2 separate regions of the Homo sapiens genome follow, and region 2 is linked to region 1. Evidence: chromatin loops called from intact Hi-C (ENCODE). Cell type or tissue: endothelial cell of umbilical vein. All regions are shown on one strand.

Region 1 (8,000 bases):
GTAGTATAAATCATGTCCTTTCACTCAAACTAATAGTTTTTTGCCTAAAAGCAAACTGTAATAAGCAGATGAAATAAATATTTTGAGCAGAGTCATTTCCTGTTGGGTAAAAAATGAATACTTTACCTTGACATTAAGTATATACACTTGTTAATATTCTGTTTATTATTTGAAACCTTCCGTTATAATATTATTCCTTATTATTTATTCTTCATTATTATTTTTCCTTATTATTTATTTCCTTATTATTATTTATACCCTTATTATTATTTCCTTATTATTTATTTCATTATTATTTATATCCTTATTATTATTTATTTCCTTATTTCCTTATTATTTGAAATCATCCTATAATGGAAATCATCACATACAAAGTATTGTATGGGTATTTAGGAGTGAGTTTATTTCTTTGAAATATTTGTTTCCCTAAGTTAGAATGACTTAGAAAAATTAGCACAAACCATGCAATATCAAGGATGTAAAACTGACTTGTATCTGAACAGACGGGAATTTTTGTTAAAGAGTATTCTTACAAGCTGGTATGGCTTTTAAAATGGCCTCCACATGTCCGGAGGATTTGTCTCATTTTAAGCCAGCAGTGTTGCTCCATCTGAATGCTGGAGACATGAGCCCAGTTCACAGTTAGCAATCTTCTTCGCACATTACACACATGCCAGGTGACATTCGCACACCTGACTCACCTTCATAGGATACCTACATCGTAGTGAAACTCGAGATAATGTGGGAGGGGGAGGAGTAAAGCAGTGGAGTGATTTATAATCACTACAGTTATTAACTCCAGAGTCACTTGTTTTTGATGGAAATATTACAGGCTCCATATTATATGCAATTTCAGAGTGCCAATTGCAACCCTGTTCCTTTTTCTCCTTGTTAAGAAATCATATTGGCATGCAAGTGAGCAAGAATGAAGAACTACAAGAATAACCTCAAATGTTGAATTTGATTTAATTTACTTTAAAAATAATTGCAACTATATTTATACATATATTGTACAGATATGTGTACAAATATTTAATAATTATACACATCAATACTTTATTTTTAGATACAAATAATAAGAACAGGACAGTTGATATAAAGCAGAAATGGGGAGGTCTGGGCTGTCTTCCAAGATCTTTTGTTTTCAACTTGACATTGTCTCTTTTTACATCTGCTGTGAACAAAATGGTGAAGCAGATAAAATATACCTTCGATGTCTCCCACGTCTTATATTTGGGGTTCCCTGCAAGCCCTTGGCACCCGCGGGCCTGGCTCCCAGCTCCCAGGGCCTGTGCAGTGCTGTCCTGCGGCATTGTCCCATGCTCCTCAGCTTCTCTTTCCCCAGGAAAATTTACTTCTCCAGTGTTTTGTGTCCTAGGACCCTGTTCTCTGTGCTGTGAATATGATTACTCTTGGGTAAATGTGCTGTTTCTCTTTGGGTCACATATTGCATTTCAGCAGGCACCTCCCAGAGTTTGCCTTAACCAAAGGAGTTTACAGTAGGCAGCTGATATCTTTGGGTGGGTGTAGCCTGAAATTGCACTCTATGCTATTAATCCTTTCAGTAGAGTTGGGTTTGCCCCTTCCATATTATGTCTTTAATTGCAGAATGGTGCTATCTGGACCCTGAGAAAAGTTTTGCTTTTAACTGAATACCCATGTACACAGGATCTGATAGAATACACCTGAGTTCCTTACTTCTGCTCAAGATACACTTATAACCCAAACAGAGCACCTGGAGTGGTTTCTCTACCTTATTCAGCTTATTCTAGCAGCTTCTTAAACTTCTTTCTTAATTGTGTGGGCCAATTACTCAGTCACCGTCTCCCTATCCTTCAAGGAGCCTCCCACTTCTATAGAGTCTCTCTCTCTCTCCATCGTCCACTACCATGAGCCTCTTGGTCCTTAGAAACCTCTAATTCTCCCTCCCCCCTGAGATTCTTTCCTTCTCTTTGATCTTCAGAATGGGGATGTCAGTCATTTCCTTCCAACTAATTTTGTTTTCTTCTTTTTTCCCAGATGAATCTGAATAAGACTTTGACTTATGAAAACAGGAGGAAATGGAAAAGCAATCCTATTAGGGTCAAATATCTTCAAGACGACACACTCGTACATTGCCAAGAAAGACTCAGCATAATTCCCTTGTGTTTTTACACTACAAAAGGTCCCTATCTCCTTTCTGTAGCTGGAGTTGCTTAAATTTGATATGCACATAACTTCAGAAGGGGGTAGACAGAGCCCATGCCTCCTGCAAGGAGTGAGAAATAGACCTAAACGATCACAGTTCATTCATTGATTTTGCAAATATTATTGATCATTTACTTTATGTCAAGCACTGGGGATAAAGTAAAGCAGTGGGATCTAGTTCCCTACCCTCCTGGAGCTTCTGATCCAGATTCCTAGAGCTGAAACAGGCTTTGAAGACCTCTCAATTTGTGGTTTCCAAATTATCTACCAAAGGTCATTAATATTCTATGCAATATTAATTGGTATTTCTTGGAGTAGGATGACGTGAGGAATTGTGTTCCATGGTCAAATTAAGTTCAAAGTGTTAGGTTAAACAAAGTTACATTAGTTTCTTCATGCCAGGCTACTCAGAGCCTTTCTATGTTAACACACATTGTGACTCTCTGACGGTGAGGGGGAGAGGATGAGATGCAATATGATCATTTGCTTTCCCCACTTATTTCAACACAAATCTTTTCTGAAGAGTACCCATTAATAAAAACTGTTGGCAGAACATACTTCTGTTAATGCTTCCAAAGCCAAAACCTAAATCCACGTTTCCTTCAGCACATGAGGAAGCTGCAGTGACCTAGAATGGTGAGGGGCAGAACTGAGGCAAGAACCTGGATCTCATTATTATTTTCTTGATCTTTTACCCATTCCATTCTGCCTGTTTCTACTCTCTTTCTCATCCCCTGGAAAGACATATAAAAGCAGTGTTTCTTCCTTCTTTATTTACCTCCTTCTTAGATCATGGTAATGGTGATTGTCTTCTCACCTATTAACTGGTTTCTTTCTCTGCTGTCTATAGCTTTGGGTCATAAGCTCTTAAAAGTCAAAGACCAGCTTTTACACAATAAACTCATGAACGATTAGTGATCAGTAAATGCTTGTAGCCAAAAAGCAATGGTTGACAGCTTCCTATGCACCTCTCCCCGCAGCCTCCCACACACCTTCCTCCTGTAGATTCTCTCTCCTTGTGCCAACCGAGAACTATGGAGGCCTCTTTTCTCCTATAACAATATCACCACTGAAATAGGTTATGCCTTCTAAACTGCTTTAAAAGTTTCACTAATAAGTTTTAAAACTGATTTTGCCTATTACACAAGAGATTGCTTAATTATTAATACAATTCACTCGTGATTAACTAAGAATACACAGACTATTCATCCTGTCATACAGGCCAGGTTGTAGATGAGAGTTTTTGTGAGTGTGAGAGAATTTGGACTTATGCATGTATGCGTTTAATTTAAAAATCTACTTAGCTACGAATCAGGACATACGGACGTGATTTTAGACTTTGGAAACTTGAGGGGGAAGAAACAATCTCTGCTATCTCGACATTAAGAGGTGTGTATCTCTGTCCCTAATAAGCAAGGAGGGGCTGCTATACTGCCACCTTGTGGTAAATATGCACAAAGCCAGTAAATAAACACAACCAACCTTCTCCTTAGTGTGTTATTACATAATGCCCAAAAGAGGAAAATACTTTTATTAAAACATTATTCAGGAAAATGAACTATTTTAGCATGTGGATAATTAAATATATATTACAACATGTCCTATGTGACAGAATGAATATTCTGTATATTCTCCCTAGTATTTAATCATGTGTGAATCACATGTATTAACAATTTTTATATTTTATGAAAGTTTATCGATAAATACATACATATATGGAGAGAGAGAGAAAAAAAATCTCTTACCTGAAATGCTTGGGATCAGAAGTGTTTCAGATTTTGAATTTTTCAAATTTGGGGATATTCAAATACAGATAATGAGACATTTTGGAGCTGGGACCCAAGCCTAAAACACAAAATTAATTTAAGTCTTATATACACCTTATAAACATAGCCTGAAGGTAAGATTATACAATATTATTAATAATTTTATGCACAAAACAAAGTTCATGTTCACTGAACCATCAGAAAGCAAAGGTGCCCTGTCTCAGCCACGCATGTGGACGGTCTGTGGTGGTTTGGCATCACTGTCATTCCTGACTGAACTGATACGCTACCAAGAATCATTGTTGACATGTGTACAAACAGAAGTATTTCACAGTAAAAAAAAATGACATACCAGTCATACAGTGAAAAAATATTACGTTAAGGGTAAGGAAGCACAGTAGCATCGCCAGAACAGCTGGGGGTGCTGAGGAAACTGCCATGAGCCTGTGTTTTGAGTGTGACCCACCACATGAGGTCAGATGTGGAATTTTCCACATGTGGCATCCTGCTGGTGTTTAAAAAGTTTCAAATTTTGGAGCATTTCAGATTTTCAGATTAGGGATGTTCAAAGAATATATACATATATAATTTTGGCTCTTAAATCAGATTTTGCCTTCATAAGCAAATCAGCAAACACAGTCACCACTAAGCACTCACTTCATGTGTGACTCACACTGTGAAGGGATTTCAAGTCTTTTGACAGACCAAGACAGGAAGCACATCTCAATACACTATGAAGCAAGCTTTGGTGGGTTAGATTAGGAGATGTTTTCTCAGAAAGTGACTACTTCTGGGATCTCTGTTCATCACCTGTTGAGGGGTCAATCCCGAGGGGTTGAGATGCTCTGGCAAGAAGGGACAACTAAGGACATCCCCTCACTTCTTGACAGTCAGCCCCTTTCCCACAGGGTAAGGGATTCAACCAGGACCAGGTAAAAATAATATTCATTCACTCTTTCTTTCATCAGACAATAATTATTACATCTACCATGTGTCAGGCACCTGCTAAATGGTGGAAATATAATAGTGAGCAAAATCAAACACAGTCTCTGCTCTCATGGATTTTACAGAGTACTGATTAGACTTGACCGAGGACAATGGCTGAAGACCAACAGAAAGTGATCATTTTACATGTGTGGTCACTTACACATTCCAACCTGCCCCTGAAAGAACTTGTCTCAAAAGAGCTAAAAACAGAACTACCATTGGGCCCAGCCATCCCTTTACTGAGTATATACCCAAAGGAATATAAATCACTCTATCATAAAGACACATGCACACATATGTTCATTGCAGCACTATTCACAAGAGCAAAGACACGGAATCAACCTAAATGCCCATCGATGGTAGACTTGATAAAGAAGATATGGTACATATACACCATGGAGTACTATGCAGCCATAAAAAAGAACGAGATCATGTCCTTTACAGGAACATGGGTGGAGCTGGAGGCCATCATCCTTAGCAAACTGGTGCAGGAACAGAAAACCAAATACCACATGTTCTCACCTATAAGTGGGAGTTAATGATGAGAACACATGGACACAGAGAGGAACAACACACACTGGGGCCTACTTGAGGGTGGAGGGTGGGAAACAGTAGAGGATCAGGAAAAATAACTATTGAGTACTAAGTTTAGTACCTAGATGATGAAATAATCTGTACAAAAAACCCTCATTACACAAGTTTACCTATATAACAAACCTGCACATGTACCCTTGAACCTAAAATAAAAGTTAAAAAAAAAAAAAAAAAGAAATGGAGAGAAAGGAATCTCCATGTTAAAGCCCACTGAAAGATCATAGTTGTGGATGTAGCCCACTCCATAGGTGTGCTTAGTATGAGTCTAGCACTGTGCTGGAAGATACTGATAACTTAAAACCCAGCCAACGCTTTAGAGTAGCTGAACTGTCATTACAGCACAAGACACACGTGAAAAGTTAATTAACCTGGAAGATCATAAAGCAGTATAAAATACAATGCTAAATGAATGAATGGTACAGGCAGTACAGAACTGAGCAGAGAAAGCTCCATGAAGGAGACAGCAATTCCTTAAAGCTGTGGAGCTGAACCTTAAAGATGAGCAGGAACTGGGTAGGTGAAGAGACAGAAGAGGGGTGATGGGAAAACATCCTAGGTGACAGAAATAGCAGAGAAAATAGGAATGAGATGCACTTGGAAATGTACATTGAGGAGCATGAGAAGGAGTTTGAGATTCCTTGGGCCTACTAAGAAGTCTATTTTTCTGAGTATAAATAGAAATTTACTATGTTCAGGCCAGGCACGGTGGCTCATGCCTGTAATTCTAGCACTTTGGGAGGCCGAGGCAGGTGGATCACTTGAGGCCAGGAGTTAAAGACCAGCCTGGCCAACATGGTGAAACCCTGTCTCTACTAAAAATACAAAAATTAGCTGGGTGTGGTGGCACGTGCCTGTAGTTCCAGCTACTCAGGAAGTTGAAGCACAAAAATCGCTTGAACCCAGGTAGCGGAGGCTGCAGTGAGCCAAGATCACACCACTGCACTCCAGCCTGGGCAACAGAGTGAGACTCTGTCTCCAAAAAAAGAATTAAGAAAAAAAGAAAGAAAGAAATGTACCATGTTCAAAGAGTGAGCTCTGCTCTTAGAGTTTCTCCTATTTTCCCTTCTAGCCTTATTGGCAGAGCTAACCAGCCGGGTGGACAGAAATGTGTCACCAAATAATAGGGTCACTGGGCTGAACCAGATGTGGGTGGAAGAAATAAAGACCTATTCCCATCAAGTCTCCTAGCTCCTCTTCCCTGCCAGGATTTCCTGTCCTGACCTTAGGGCAGAGCCTGCATCTTCCCTTCAGGAAGCAGGGTCTGGAATATTTGTCATATCAGAAAGGAGATGAGAGGTTCTGTGAGAGGTGTTCAGAATAGAAAATGCAGGTTTACAGCTCAGCAGAGGCCTGAACAGTAAGGTAGAGAGTGGAAAAAAGAGAGCTGTGGGGGGCCCAGGGCAGTCACATGGCAGAGGCACCTGGAAAATAACTGCCCAGCATCACCCACCTCCCTCATCCTCCATGAGTATCTCCTGAGCTCCCATCACCTCACTGCTAGGTAACCTCCACTCAACTAACTTCCCTATGCTCTTTCCTTATTACATGAATCACATTAGGTTAGGCTGTGTTCCTTTACACTCTGTTACTTAATATTTACTTTTTTTTTTTTTTTTTTTTTGAGACGGAGTCTCGTTCTGTCGCCCAGGCTGGAGTGCAGTGGCACGATCTCGGCTCACTGCAAGCTCCGCCTCCCGGGTTCACGCCATTCTCCTGCCTCAGCCTTCCAAGTAGCTGGGACTACAGGTGCCCACCACCATGCCCGGCTGATTTTTTTGTACTTTTTTTAGTAGAGACGGGGTTTCACCGTGTTAACCAGGGTGGTGTTGATCTCCTGACCTCGTGATCCGCCCACCTCGGCCTCCCAAAGTGCTGGGATTACAGGTGTGAGCCACCACGCCCGGCCAATATTTACTTTTTGAGAATTAAAATGCACAAGTGTATTTAATACCCTGTGAATCTTTACTCTTCACATAAAATCGGTTATAGCTTTCTAGCATAGGATAGGGTCCAAATCCAACCTACCACCTATGTTTGTAAATAGAGCTTTATTGGAACACAGCCATGCCCCCATTTTAATGTATTGTATGAATAACTGCATGCTACAATAGCAGAGCAGACTGGTGGTGATAAGGACCGTGTAGCCCACAAAGCCTAAAACACTTAAAATCTGGGCCTTTACATCAGAAACTATTGAATCTGACATAAAATATACAGTATGTAGTTAATGATGACAACACTTGGGTTCAAACTTACTGGGCAAGGTGATGTAATCTCTCTAAGTCTCAGTTGTCTCACTTCCGAAATGGGAACAATAATGCCTGCTTTGTCTACCTCATGACACTGCAGTGAGGAGCAAATGAAATAACACGTCAGTGTCTATACAAGACGAATGCAGAACACAAGTGCTCCAGAGTCCCTAATCCTCCCACTGCAGCTCTGCGGCAGCTCTAAGACACCGTCCTA
Region 2 (8,000 bases), 370 kb before region 1:
GGGCTTTCCAATGGAACCCTAGGGTGTTATATTTTTGGACATGGCTACAGTATTTGGAAAGGTAGTTCTTACTAATACAGTTCTGTCCATGTAGAGCTCACAGATCAAAGGATGGAAGATAGGGGGTTCATGCCAAAAAAGTAGTCTATCAAATGCTTTATTAAGCATGGAAAAATGAGCTTTGGCAAGGATATACTCTCACATGTGCAGAAAAAGTGATCAAGGTAAAGAAGCCAGTAGAGATCTCTAGAAGCCAGAACTGTGAACATTTTTCAACTGCGATGAAAGGAAAGAACAGACAACCATAATCAGGAGACATTTTGGGCAATGAAGGATTATGACATGAGGCCATTTCCTCAGGGAAAGTTGGTTGTGGTTTGGGAAGTTTGGGCTTTGGAGCTGATGATGGATTTGGAACAACTAATGCCTGGTGGCAGCCCCTCAATTAGGGAACAACACAGGAATCTGTGGGAAGGGCTGGGTTCCCAAGAAGGCATTTCAACACTTGTCTAATAACCTCGTCTCTGGTTTTTTGAGCAGCCCTAAACAACTTGTTCCTGAAATCTAAGTAATGGATTTCTGGGTGTCACCTCTTTGGGTTAGGGAAGTTAAACTGATTTCAGTTGCATTGTTAAAATCTTAGGTGTGTCTGAATAACAGCTGTGCTGGTGCCTACTGGAGGACAGAAACATGGCAAAGAGTAAGGGGAAGTGATGATATAGAATGTGTAAGGTGGGAATTCAGGAAACAATGACAGCAAAAGTGATTTGAGAAACAAAGCCAAAGGAAAAGGTGAGTAAAAAGAAAAGAAGGAAGTCCCATCTTCTACAGGGCAAATACCCTGGTTATTTAGCACGGTGCATAAGGCCCTCTTGGTCTGCATTTGCTGCCTGCTGCCTCTAGTGTTGCTGCATCATCCCCTTAGTACAAGACAATCTGTAGTTCCCCAAATGGACGATGGGAGGCAGGGTTTAATCTGGCCCCAGTGATCTCCACTTCCCAGTAGCCACATCACTGTAGAATCCCCTCTCCTGAGTGTGGGCTGGCCCAGCAACTTGCTTCTAACTGTCGGAGAATGACAAGTGATGGGATGTCACTTCCCGTAATTAACTGACGGGAGACTGTAGCTTCTGTCTTGCTAGTGGATGCTGTCTGTTGCCTTCCTGGTTTGTGTGCTTTGATGAAGCAAGTGGCTGTGTTGCAGAGGTCCACTTGGCAAGGGGATGAAAGTGGCCTTTGGCCAACAGCCAGCAAGGAGCTAAGGCCCTTTATCCAACAACCCTTGAAGAACTGAAATCTTCTAACAACCACATGAGCTTGGAAATGGATCCCCGCCTTGACCCTTCAGATGCGACCCCAGCCCTGGCCAGCGCCTCGATTGCCACCTTGTGAGAGATCCTGAAGGATGGATCCAGCTAAGCCATGACCAGGTGGCTGCCCCAAGACACTGTGGGATCATAACTGTGTGTTGTTTTAAGCCACTCCATTTGTGAGTAATTTGTTAGGTAGTAATAGGTATTAATGAAGAGTTCTTGAAATTTCATGGTCCATGCATTTGCTGTGGTCTTTCTGATTCTTTGGAAAGCCCTTTCCCTCCTTCTCCTTGCCAGCTTGGTCAACCTCTACTCATTAGGACGTGGTTCAAGCGTGATGTCTTCAGAGAGGTCAGCCGTACTTTCCCCATAACCTGCCTTTACCTGGACTTGAATTATCCTTTCTTTGTCCCAACCGGGCCTTGCATAGACTTTTATCACAGCACATAAGCCTATAATGCAATTTTCTCTTTTCCTATCAATCTCCATAAACATTGGAAGCAAATAGCTCCCTGCTTTCCTGGAAGGTAAAAATGTTTTCACTGTGATAGACTTTTCAGAAACACATGAAATCAGCTTTGCTAATCATGAAAGAGACAGATATTCCATTTGTTCTGTGACAGGGTAAAGATGGCATGTTTTTCATGGGGAAAGCAATGAAATGCTCAGCACTCCTGTAGCCAACTCAGCACTCCTTGCTCCCTGCATTTTGGTTAGTGTTTTTATTTTTCATTTATTTTTATTTTTTAGAGTCAAAATTTCACTCTGTCACCCAGGCTGGAGTGTAGTGGACCACCATGGCTCACTGCAGCCTCAACTTTCTAAGCTCAAGCCATCCTCCCACATCAGTCTCCTGAGTAGCTGGGACTACAGGCATGTGCCACCATGCCTGGCTAATTTAATTTTTTTTTTTTGTAGAGGTGGGGTCTCACTATGTTGCCCAGGCTTGTCTCAAACTCCTGGCCTCAAGCAACCCTCCTGCTTCAGCCACCCAAAGCACTAGGATTACAGGTGTGAGCCACTGTGCCTGGTGAATTTTGGTGAGTTTACTCCTATGCTCAGCTCCCTACTGGGTACTGAGCATGCACCTTGACAAGAGTGGCACTCATCTCTAGACACCTGGCACCCTATGTTTAGCACAGAGTACAGTCATTAGTAAATGCTAATTAGGGATGAAGGCATGAAAAAATGAAGGAAATGATTGAATGAATGTATAATGAAAAAAGACATGTGGCTCAATTTGGGGCTTCTTGGTGCTAGGAGGTGGGAGGAAGGGTCTTGCAGATTTCCTGTAGCCCAGACTCAAGGCATATCCTTAGAGCTGGTCAGGGATTGATGTGAGCAATTCCAGGGTAAGGCCCATGCAGGAGTTCCTGGGGTACAGGGAGGATAAGGGGTTAAGGAGCAATGGAAAGGGCCTAGCCAAGGCTGGAGGTGAGTGGCAATGGGGGCTGGGAGGGAGGCAGACAGGCAAGGGAGGTACCCCGGCCCCATAGTCCTTTGGAGAGAACCAGACAGAGAGAGAAAGAGGAGAGACGGCAGGGGCATCTGGAAGGAGATTCGGTACACACAGGTGGGCCCCACCCATTAGATAATGCAGGATGATGGTCTTGGGACACAGCTCAGCACCTTGAGCTTTCCTTGCACTTTGTAAAGCTATTGTGTGCCCCTGGCTTTACATTCTTTGTGATTCCATGTGCTAGAAATTATTTGTTTGTTTACGGCTCACTGTTTCTACAACATCTGTCTGGTTTAACATTGCAGCCTGAGTGTTCAGCAGCACGGGGGGCCCACTGCTTGGTCTACACCCAAAAGAAAGGGAATCCCTGTTTGGAGGGATGTCTGCACCCCGGGCTCATGGCAGCACTGTTCACCACAGTCAAGGCGTGGAAGCAATCTAAGTTCCATCAACAGATGAATGGATAAAGAAGAATATATAATACACAATGGAGTACTCTTCAGCCATAAAAGAAGAAAGACATTCTGTCATTTGTGACAATGTGAGTGAACCTGGGAGATATCATATTAAGTGAAATAAGCTAGGCACAGAAAGACAAATACCATGTGATCTCACTTATATGCAGAAACTAAAAAAATTGAATTCATAGAAGCAGAGGGTAAAATGGGTAAAATGATGGCTACTAGGGACTGGGGGAGGGAGACGTTGGTCAAAGGGCATACAATTTCAGTTAGACAGGAGGAGTGATCAAGAGGTCTATTGTGCAACATGATGATTATAGTTAATGAATTATATACTCGAAAATTGCCAAGAGAGTAGATTTTAAGTGCTCTTACCACAAAAACGTAAGTATTTGAGGGAGTGGATATGTTAATTAGCTTAGCATAGCCATTATACAACATATATGTATTTCAAAACACGTTGAATGCAATAAATTATACAATTTTTGTTTGTCAATTAAAAAATAAATAAATTTAAAAAGTGAAAATGAAACCCAAGTGCTCTTGTATTGAGAGCATTGGGTGGAGGTAGCACTGGAAAAGAGAAAATAAAGTGCAGACTGGCCCTGAGGGGCCCTTTCTGGGGGAGCATAGCCCCAATCCATTTTTTTTTGTCCTGGGACGGCAGAACTCCCTGGCAGGAACGCCTTGCTTTCCTGTGCATTCCACAAGCTCTGACAATCATCTGATAAGCACCAAGCCTTTCACTGAAACGGGGATACTAGGACAGGGCACTATGAGCTTCCTGACCCTCAGGAGCTCACTGTCTGCTCGGTGGGAGAGTGGGAGGGTGAGGAGGGCCGATGCCCGCAGAGAGCAGGGTCAGATAGACAATTCTGGGCTGGCTCCCTCTGTTCTTTAGAGGGGGCCGTGCCAAGCCTGCCAACTTGGGCTGCAGGGCGTTGTCAGGGAAAACTTCCTGGAGAAGTTGGCCCCGGGGTCAGGCCTGAGGAACAAAGACGAGCTAGAGAGGGAGTGGAGAGGACTGGGGAGTGGAAGCAGTAACGGAGGCCCGCGGGGTCCCCAAGGGCTGGGCGCAGGCAGTCAGCAGGACAGATCGAGCCTAGCTCCCCTGTCTTGGTGGGGACTCTGGCAAGGAAGAATAGTGGTGGGCGCTTTGCTGAGCCTGGGGCTGGAAGAGCGTGGAGCAACCTGCAGGGGCTTCAGGTGCAAAGGGAGGAGGGCCTGAGCTGAGGGACTGGGCTGTGGAGGAACGGGGGTGATGGGGGAGGCTTCTCTTTGGGGCGTGTGAGCAGGTGGAAGGGGAGCATTTCATGTCCCGGCCTGAGACAGGACTGGCTGTGCACCCAGTCCAGAGACAGACTCAAACTTCACCTAATCCCAGGTCAGGGCTCCTCAGGGTTCTGAGTGGGCACTGGGCAGTCTGGCTCTTGACCTGAAATGACTTAATGCCCGGGGTGCTAAAGGACATTTCAAAGCATTGGCCTTTCAGAGTCGAGGGGACCTTGGCCCTGCCACTGATGACATGATGCTTGTCATGAGAAGTGACTGGCCCTGGTCGGTGCCTTCTGTGGGGAATGCCCATTGTGCTGCTTGTGTCCTTGTGTGAGGTCATCTCAGTCCCAGGGAGAGATGAGCCCTCATCTATCTATCTATCTATCTATCTATCTATCTATCTATCTGTCTATCATCTATCTATCTATCTATCATCGATCTATGTATCCATCCATCCATTATCTAACATTGATTTATCTTACCACCACTCAGGCCCTTACCTAATCACATTTTCTGAGCTTACTTGCTTCCTAGGAATCTCTAAAATTTCTAAAAATCTAAAGTCTAAATTTCTAAAAGTCTAAAATTTCTAAAGTCTGTTTCAATTTTTGCCAACTTTCCATGACTCAGAAGATATGAATTCCCTTACTACAGACAAATTTGGGAAGGGACCATTTCTTTCCACCCCAGGGTTCTTGAGCACATCTTCCAGGGAGTCTCAGAGAAACTTATCACTTCTCCAGAGTTGTTCACGAATGTCAGATCTAGAATGAGGAGCCGAGTTCCTCGGCTCTTATGCATCTATAAGCAAGCATTTCCTCAACATTCTGCAGTGCTCACCCACCGCTCCTGAACCAGGGGACACACACACACACACACACACACACACCCCACACCCCTCTTCAAAGAAAACTGCAACCGATAAAAGTTTCTTTTAGCAACACAGAGAATGTCACAAGGTCCTACATGATTAAATGCCCAATGGTTGGTGCAGACAGAAATTGAGAGGAGGAAGAGATGCTACTAGTGGAGTCAGCCTGGGAGGAAGGACATCATGGAGAAGGGAGAGAGAAAACAGTGATGAAACTGGAGCAATTGCATAATTTGGCTGGTGCCATGGAGATGCATATATCACAGCTCTTCAACACAGGACTCAAACCTCCAGGGACAACTTTGAATTTGATCTGCAGCCTCCAGAGCTTGGGGGCACCTCCCAGGGGATGCAGCTACATAAGTGGTGAACTCTACCCCTCAGCTGGCCATCCAGGGACACGTGCGTTGGTGGACCACATGAGACCCTTTGGAAAGCCCCAACTGGTTGCCAGATCGCCTGAGAATTCCAACTCCTACTCTAATATTCAGAGCTGCTACTCGTGATGATAGTGGTGTATCCCTTTTGATGTTAAGTGCATACCAACCCCTTCCTAAGAGTTCCTTCCCTGCTCCTTCCTGCGGTTTCTGTTTCCTCCCTGAGGCTGGGGCACCAGTACCTGCCCACACCATCAGCACAAGTGTCACTTCCTTGCCCAGATGAAAGGGAGTCTGCTTCTGTCTTTTAGTTTAAGAACAGAAATGGGTTGCTATTTTTAGCTTTGCATGGGAAAATCCAAGGGAGCATGGAGAAAATGGATCAGCCAGATCAGCCAAAAATCTTTTCTGGGGCAGCTGCCATCTCAGCTGATATGGAGCAAAAGAGGAGAGAAGGGAGGTAGAGATGTCTCAGTCACTCCATTAAACACTGCAAGGCCCTCCCTAGAGCACCCTGGTCATTAGGGAAAGTGTGGAACTGAATCATTCTTGGTAAGGCAGACATTCTTTGCCTGCTATAGGCAATGAGGAAGGACAAGAAAGGCAGAGATGAGAGATGTGTTGTTCTCCCAAAACAGTGAATCCAATCAGCAAGGGGTTTAGAGATGGGTGGCCTGTAAATGGGCTCAAGGGAGGATGGGAGGTGGCCCAGGGGAGGGGTCCAGTTACAGGTGATAAAAAGAAGCCCGATCAGACAGATAGAAGGTTTGGGGATGGGGGACTGGAGGCAGGCCAAGCAATCTGTCCCCATCAAAGAGCAAAGGGAGTAGGTAGAGCCCAGAGAGAGGCACAGAGACAGGGTGGGGATGGGAAGAGGAGAACCAAGGAGGTGCTCTGTGTGTTAGGTAGTGGGGGTCCCGGAGCCTGCAGGTGGGAACTGTCTCCAGCTATTGGGATGAAATAGGGGGCAACTTTAAGCCTTAGAGGAAAGGGTAAAGCAGGGTAGGCACTGCCAGAAGAAATCACGTGCCAGGCTATTGATTTGGTCTTGGAGAGGCAGCATGACTTATTAGAGTGTGAGCTTTTAGGCAGACCTGGGATCAGATTCCTATTATGATTCTTATTAGCCAAGTGAGCTTGAGCAAATTGCTGAGCCCCTCTCTACCTCAGCTTGCCCATCCATATCTTGCAGGATGAGGGCAGTTGTCTTCAAATGGCTTTACCAGAATTAGACTTATGGAGAGCGTTGTGCTTTGTGGGAAAGCTGTGTTGTCCTGTGCTGACGCCCCAAGACACTGGTGGCAGGGGACGGTAGGGTCTGTGCAGGGTGCATTGTGTCCTCTCTTCTTGATCCTTCAAATATTCAAGGCTTCTAAACGATTTGGTGTGAAGGAATCTTTTGTGATCACCAGAGGAAGGGCTCAAGGCTGTGTCAGGATTGACTTTGGACAAAGAGGCAGTAGCTACACATGAACGGAGGCAGGGCACATCCGGCTTCCAAGTTACAGGCAACAAAGGGATGAATGATAGCAGCCTCTTCGAGGAGCATCTGTGAGGAGAGGTGGGCCTAGTGCCCTCAGCCAAGTGCCTGGCATGACGTTGGCACTAAGTAAATCAGAGTTACTCACTAGCCATGGAAGCCGACCCACAGGAGTTAGAGGGAAATCCACTGTCTGGCTTCTAGGAGGGGCTCTGGGCACTCCCACAAAGAATGAAGTGGAAGCCCATATAGGGACCTAGGGCTAGGTGGGGTGAGTCAGTTCCGGGACCACCCCATGCTGAGTCTGACCAACCCCAGCCCAGGACCAGGCTGTGTGTAGAGCGAGGGGCATGGCTTTGCCACCTGCAACAGCATGTGGGCACATATGCTGCTTCTAATCTTTCTTGAATTTGATGCCAGATTAGGAAAAAAAAATGATGACTACTTTATTGGATGCCGGATTGGGAAAAAAATTATAACTACCTGAAAATGATTTAAATGTTCACGTATTAAAACCAAACCTATGGGATTAAATAGACATTTAATCCCTCAGAAATTTCTAGTTGTTTCTCATTGGAGGGACACCGGGGCAAAGTTTTATTTTTCCTTTTGGTTTATTTAAAGCCCTTATTTTCAAGTTTTTAATTAAACTTTCTCATTTCTTTTAATGGGGCAATGTAGCAATGTGAAATATTGAAATGTAAACCTAAGGTTGAAGGTCACAAAGAATAATGTGCAAATGATTTCATACGATTCCCAGCACG

Evidence for each region. Peaks named below come from ENCODE experiments on the same cell type or tissue, not always from the same donor. Only the 100,000 strongest peaks of a DNase experiment are listed, where the experiment ranks them.
Region 2: it touches region 1 in a loop (2.2-fold over the local background); 2 of 110 quality-filtered maps call a loop at or near these places.

The regions. Positions count from the first base shown.
Region 1 is chr18:22,700,889-22,708,888 of GRCh38, forward strand. No RefSeq gene overlaps it. Among named protein-coding and RNA genes, the nearest start is that of RBBP8, 230 kb to the right of the region's middle. In endothelial cell of umbilical vein, a CTCF peak has its summit at 3,632 (motif pointing left); a DNase peak (open chromatin) is centred at 3,583.
Region 2 is chr18:22,331,844-22,339,843 of GRCh38, forward strand. No RefSeq gene overlaps it. Among named protein-coding and RNA genes, the nearest start is that of CTAGE1, 82 kb to the right of the region's middle. In endothelial cell of umbilical vein, no CTCF peak of the experiment used is centred here; a DNase peak (open chromatin) is centred at 4,058.